2 separate regions of the Homo sapiens genome follow, and region 1 is linked to region 2. The links are chromatin contacts, found by Hi-C or POLR2A ChIA-PET in ENCODE. All regions are on one chromosome and are shown on one strand. The core of a region is the stretch at or near the end of the contact, and the rest is flanking DNA. Distances in the headings are between cores, read along the strand shown. Region 1 overlaps LIMD1 (LIM domain containing 1). Region 2 has its middle 29 kb from the start of CLEC3B.

Region 1 (3,115 bases), core at 355-2,854, 610 kb after region 2:
GCAACCAACTAGGAAATAAACCATCCCCTCCACCATGCAGATTCTTTTTTTTTTTTTTTTTTTTTTTTTTTTTTTTGAGACTGAGTTTTGCTCATGTTGCTCATTGCAGGCTGGAGTGCAATGGTGTGATCTCAGCTCACCACAATCTCCACTCCTTGGGTTCAAGTGATTCTCCTGCCTCAGCCTCCTGAGTAGCTGGGACTACAGGCATGCACCACCATGCCTGGCTAATTTTGTATTTTTAGTAGAGAGGGGGCTTTTCCATGTTGGTCAGACTGGTCTTGAACTCCCGACTTCAGGCGATCTGCCCGCCTTGGCCTCTCAAAGTGCTAGGATTACAGGCATGAGCCACCGTGCCTGGCCTCACCATGCAGATTCTAAATATGTCCACTCAGAGGCGTTGCCACTCATGGGCAGATTTCCTTTCCAGTCTTTTTTTCTTTGAATTTCTTTATATAGTTGAGATGCACAATTTTTAAATCTTGCTTTTTACTTTTCACATTATAACATAAGGGTTTTCTTTTAAGATTAAAAGTATTTTTTCATATTATACATATTTCTAGAAAAATTTAATATAGAAATATGTGAAGTAAAGTGAAATTTCTCTCTAATACCATCTGTCACTGTACCTAATACTAGAAAGAAAATTTAAAATATTAAAGTATATAAAGTAGAAAGTGATGTTTCACTGTTATACTTCTACCAGTGTTACCCACTGTTTGTTTTTTTCCCTTTTGCATATCAGTGGTATCTGCAAATTACTGAAATGGAATTGTACTATAAATACACTTGTCAAGTTTGCTTTTTTCACTTGTTAATATATTTTCAGTCTGGGTGCAGTAGTTCACACCTGTAATCCTGAGATGGGCTGATCACTTGAGCCCAGGAGTTGTTGACTAGCCTTAGACAACATGGCGAAACACTGTCTCTACAAAAAAATACAAAAATTAGGCAGTTGTGGTGGTGCACACCTGTAGCCCTATCTACTCAGGAGGCCGAGGTGGGAGGATTCCTTGAGCCTGGGAGGCTGAGGCTGCAGATTGCACCACTGCACTCCAGCCTGGGTGACAGAGTCAGGCTCCATCTCAAAAAAACCCCAAACATATATATATGCTATCCCCAAACATATATATATGCTATATATAAGCATTTTCCAATATGACTAAAACACTATTTAAATGACATTTTAAATAGCTATGTAACATTTCATCATTTATATGTACTCTGGTTTATATAACCATTCCTCTAAGGCTGCCAGTTTGGATCTAAGTAAATATTTATTCACTTTTTAAAATTCTTTCCCAAAGCTAAGTCTCAGATAACCTCACTGAGTCAGAGATAAACATTTTAAAGTTTCCCTTCCAGGGAGAGTTTATCATCTTACACTCTCAGCAGTAGCTTATGAAAATATACAGTGACAACAATCACAAACACTTAAAAAATCTTTGTTGATCTCCTGGATGAAAAAGCTTTCGTTTAATTTGTTTCTTAACACTAGAGGGTTCAGTGCTTCTGCATGTTCAATGATCTTCCTCTGTGATTTTTGGAATAGAGGTGATCTTCGCCCTATTACACAAAACGTTGATTTCCAGCTCAGATTCCTTAGAACTTGCTAACCCCATTCCTGGAACCAAAGTGCTGTTTGCTGTGTTCTCCATACATTGGATCAGAAGCCTAAGCTCTGGAAGTCCTGCGCCGTTTCCTGGTGGCCTCCTAGCTCCCTCTAGGGGCCCCATCCGCAACTGCAGCCCCACCTTCTTTCCTCTCTTGAGGAATGAGTTTACCCTGCGGGAATTCCGAGAAGGAAGAGGCGAAAGTGGGGAGCTCCACAAGTAAAGATTTGGACTTTGTGATCAGACAGTGTGTGAATAGTTTTGCTTACTGGTTGAGCAAGCTTCTCTTAGGTGGGCTGTCTTTTTTTTTTTTTTTTTTTTTTTTTCCCGAGACGGAGTCTCTCTCTGTCATAAAGGCTAGAGTGCAATGGCGCGATCTTAGCTTCCTGCAGCCTCCGCCTCCCAGGTTCAAGCGATTCTCCTACCGCGGCCTCCCAAGTAGCTAGGATTATAGGCGCGTGCCACCATGCCAAGCTAATTTTTGTATTTTTAGTGGAGATGAGGTTTCGCCATGTTGGCCAGGCTGGTCTCGAACTCGTGATCTCAAGTGGTCCAACAGCCTCAGCCTCCCAGAGTGCTGGGATCACAGGCGTGAGCCACCGCGCCCGGCCAGGTGGGCTGTTTGTGTTCCTCGTCACCTTGTTCCTGGGGAGGGACAGAGGGCAGCAGATCAGCTGTCACCCAGGTAGGTGTCCGACGTGGGAAAAGTATGGGAAAGATACTCTAGTTAGTTCTCATTTTCTTTTCTAAAACTTCGAGTTCTCTGGAGTCCCTTTATAGAGAGAAAGTTTAAGTAACTGAAATTAATTTCCATGGCTGTCAAGGGGGTTCTGATGATGATCCCTGAGATCACCCAGCTGTAGGTAGACATTCTTGGTACCTTAGTTTAGCAGAGTCAGAAAATACTGCGAACGTTCAAGGATGGGGACCTTCTAGAAGAGAGGGCAACAGTAACTTTGAGGGGAGGACAAGAGAGCAGCTTTGGAGACCTAAAGAGTTGTGGCCTTCTATGTAAGTCCTATTATCCCTTCCATGCACCCCCACCCACATTCCCCTACTCCATTAAACTTTGTTTCAGGTTATAAAAATAATGCATAATTATTGCAGGAAAAAATGGTAATTGAAAATCACCTATTTCTTACACTCAAAGATAATGACTTAAAATTTGGTGTACATCTTATGTGTATGAGTGTACACATAATTTTGTCATCATATATGTGAGTGTGTTCATAACTGTAACCCACATACTTATATACTTCCTTTAAAATATTTTAAGTATTTTTCCCTGTCAATAAATATTTTTTTGAAAACACAATCTTTTTATGGCTGCATAATATTCCAACATGTATATGGGTTATCATTTAATAGGAATTGGACATTTGATGCTCATTTTTAGCAAGCTATTATAAATCTGAGATGACGATTTCTGGAACTAGGATAAATTCCTGAAATAGAATTTTTGGGGAGAAAATATCTGAACTTTGTAAATTCTACTGACATTT
Region 2 (2,951 bases), core at 148-2,647:
GGTAGTTCTCTATGCAGAGGTTTGGGCTGAAGGTGAATGCTGAGGTGTGCTTGTCTCTTACAGATGCAAAATCTATAACCTGTGAGCTGCTCTGGCCTTCAGCATTCCTGAAGAGCAGGGTGGGATGCATGATTTTCATTTTCAGTATCCAAATGAAAATTATTAAAGAATATCACTGGGAAATCATTACAATATGTTTTAATTAGTTTATAGATTAATGTAGTTTGTTTACTAACGTAAGTAACTTGTAATATGGTCTGTTGCCTTGGGAGCAGAGCTAGAAACGAAAGCTCACAGTTAGGTAAACTGAATAAAGATTGGCAAAGGACTCCCATCACATTTTATTATTGCCCTGATAGCCACAGCCCCTCATTCATTTCTCTTCTAGTTTTGTAACCGCCCAAGGGGTTCACCTTGCCTGTTGCCTAGACAGAGTTGATTCATCAAGACAGGGGAATTGCAATAGAGAAAGAGTAATTTATGCAGAGCAGGCTGTGCAGGAGACTGGAGTTTTATTATTACTCAAATCAGTCTCCCCAAACATTTGGGGAGCAGAGTTTTTAAGGATAACTTGGTGGGTTGGGGGAAGCCAGTGAGCCAGGAGTGCTGATTGGTCAGAGATGAAATCATAGGGAGTCGCAGCTGTCTTCTTGTGCTGAGTCAGTTCCTGGGTGGGGGCCACAAGATCAGATGAGCCAGTTTATTGATCTGGGTTGTGCCAGCTAATCCATCAAGTGCAGGGGCTGCAAAATATCTCAAGCACTGATCTTAGGAGCAGTTTAGGGCAGGTCAGAATCTTGTAGCCTCCAGCTGCATGACTCCTAAACCATAATTTCTAATCTTGTGGCTAATGTTAGTTCTATAAAGTCAATCTAGTTCCCAGGCAAGAAGGAGGTCTGCTTTGGGAAAGGGCTGTTACCGTCTTTGTTTAAACTATAAACTAAGTTTCTCCCAATGTTACTTCAGCTTATGCCCAGGAATGAACAAGGACAGCTTGGAGGTTAGAAGCAAGATGGAGTCAGTTAGGTTAGATCTCTTTCACTGTCTCAGTCATAATTTTGCAAAGGCGGTTTCAGTTTAGAGGTGTCTTAATAGCTCAAGAAAGCAGCTATTGGAATGGAGACATCAGACCCTGGCTTGGTGCCATGTTCATTGAATGAATGAGTGAATGCTACTACCTGAAGTTTCTATCTCCTCTCACCATGTGTCTAACTCTCCCTCCTAGCACTTTACCTGGTAACTTCTCCATCAGCACATAGCACAGTGTCTTGCACATAGCAGGTGTTCAATCAGAGTAAATTGAAATGACTGAATTGAATTGGATGTCCAGTGAAGTAAATACCACACATGTTAGTGCTACTAACATTAAAATTCTTCACGCAGGCCAAAGCAGATGTGATGCCATGTTCAGCCATTGCTCAACTCTTGGCAAGGATCTGAAGACAAATAGAAACATCTTGATGTATTTGTGCAAGAAGTCTATGCCAGCAGCAGCTGTAGCAACTGCAGATTTTAATCTTAAACATCAATGTCCCTGACTTGGAGAAAATAAATTAGATTTTTTTTAACACCAAAGACAAAGGCTTTATTATCTCAAAAGGACTTATTATCCATGTTACTTGAGGAAAACATAAGTTAAAAATACAACTTCACACTGGATATATTGGAGTGATTTGACACTAGACTTTTTTTTTAAGTGTAAGGCATTTTTATCTTCATTATCAGAAGGACCTGTGTTGCAGGTGTTTCTCAGACTCTTATTTGCAGAAATGTCACTGTGTTGCTTTTTAAGAGGAAGTGAGGAAGATTTCTGAGAGATGTGATTCTGGAAGGAAAAGGAAGGAATTTCCCAATTATTCTTTCTTCAACTGGGCCTCAGTTACCTCATCTGTATGAGTCATCAGTGAACGAGTTGGCCACTAGATGATCTTTAACATTCCTTCTAATTCTAATTTTTCACAGTTCTTTGCTTTTCGCCAGCTGAAGTGAAGGACACTTGGTCAGCTAATGTCAAATTGTACATTTATCTTAGTTTTTTTCTAATTTTAAAGGTGATTTTATATAAGTGTTGAAGAGGAAACATAACTTTTTCCTCAATCGTCACGAATTCTTAGTTGGAACGGACCCTTGTAACAAAAGTCAGATTAATGAGAAAAACCAAAGTTTATTAACATGTGCCTTTCATATATACACAGGAGCTACCCAGGGAATGAGTCATTCTCATAGTGGTGGCTTTGAATTCCAGCTTATATAGCATCTTCAACAAAGAACAGTAGATTTTTAGAGATGTGACAAGATGAAGAGGATTTTGAATCTCCAGGGGCAGCAACTTGAGGAAAGGCAAGTGAGATGAAGGCTGGTCTGTAAAGCTTGTTCATGTAGATTCCTCTGGTGCCATCTTCAGGTCACTGAGGGTCTAACGTTGTCATCAGTGGGAGACCTTTGTGCTCCCTGGGAGAAGGGGGTGGGGGTGGGATCCCATTTGTCTTTGTAAATTTGTGTCTACTTTTAGGCAAATAGAGGAAGGGCAAAGAGCTTTCTTGCATCTGCCTCGTCTTATCTTCAGCTCAACAATCCTCATGCCAAAGAGGCATATTTTGGGGTGGCAAATTCTCGTCTCCCACATAAGGAAAGACTCTGCCTCCACTGGGTCTCCCAAAGTATTTGCACTTATGTCAGTTTTTGCTTTCGAAATGGAAATGTTACCTCTGAATGTGGTAAGAGAGTGAAGTCAGGCCTCTGTACACCAGGAATTGCTTAGAATGAGTCACAAACCATCTTAAAAATGTAGGAAATTAGGAATTAATTTATCAAACAGTTTTTTCTTCTTAAATCAGTTTCATTGAATTATAATTTTCATACAATAAAGTGTATCCATTTTAAGTGTACAGCTGAATAGATTTTTGTTGTTGTTGTTTTGAGACAGGGTCTCACTCTGTTGCCCAGGCTGG

What was found. Hi-C counts contacts between places; a loop is a spot of excess contacts on that map. ChIA-PET counts read pairs that join two places held with the same protein, here RNA polymerase II (POLR2A). Pooled maps may share reads with other maps.
Region 1: a pooled map shows a loop between it and region 2 (2.6-fold over the local background). The contact joins two enhancer-like sites. A Hi-C loop is called at or near these places in 10 of 168 maps with a recorded cell type or tissue (A673, IMR-90, Jurkat and 7 more), 12 of 37 single-sample maps with no recorded cell type and 7 of 50 pooled maps. POLR2A ChIA-PET finds 5 or more read pairs at or near these places in 6 of 52 experiments (BJ, CD4-positive, alpha-beta T cell, IMR-90 and 2 more).

Annotation. Positions count from the first base shown.
Region 1 is chr3:45,658,492-45,661,606 of GRCh38, forward strand. All of the region lies in intron 2 of LIMD1 (LIM domain containing 1), which reads left to right. Among named protein-coding and RNA genes, the nearest start is that of LIMD1-AS1, 29 kb to the right of the region's middle. Within about 2 kb of position 1,605, at least 10 of the 41 ENCODE cell types and tissues checked have a DNase peak (open chromatin) inside an H3K27ac peak, as active enhancers do; they include IMR-90, where a contact is called at or near this core.
Region 2 is chr3:45,053,339-45,056,289 of GRCh38, forward strand. No RefSeq gene overlaps it. Among named protein-coding and RNA genes, the nearest start is that of CLEC3B, 29 kb to the left of the region's middle. Within about 2 kb of position 1,398, at least 6 of the 41 ENCODE cell types and tissues checked have a DNase peak (open chromatin) inside an H3K27ac peak, as active enhancers do; they include IMR-90, where a contact is called at or near this core.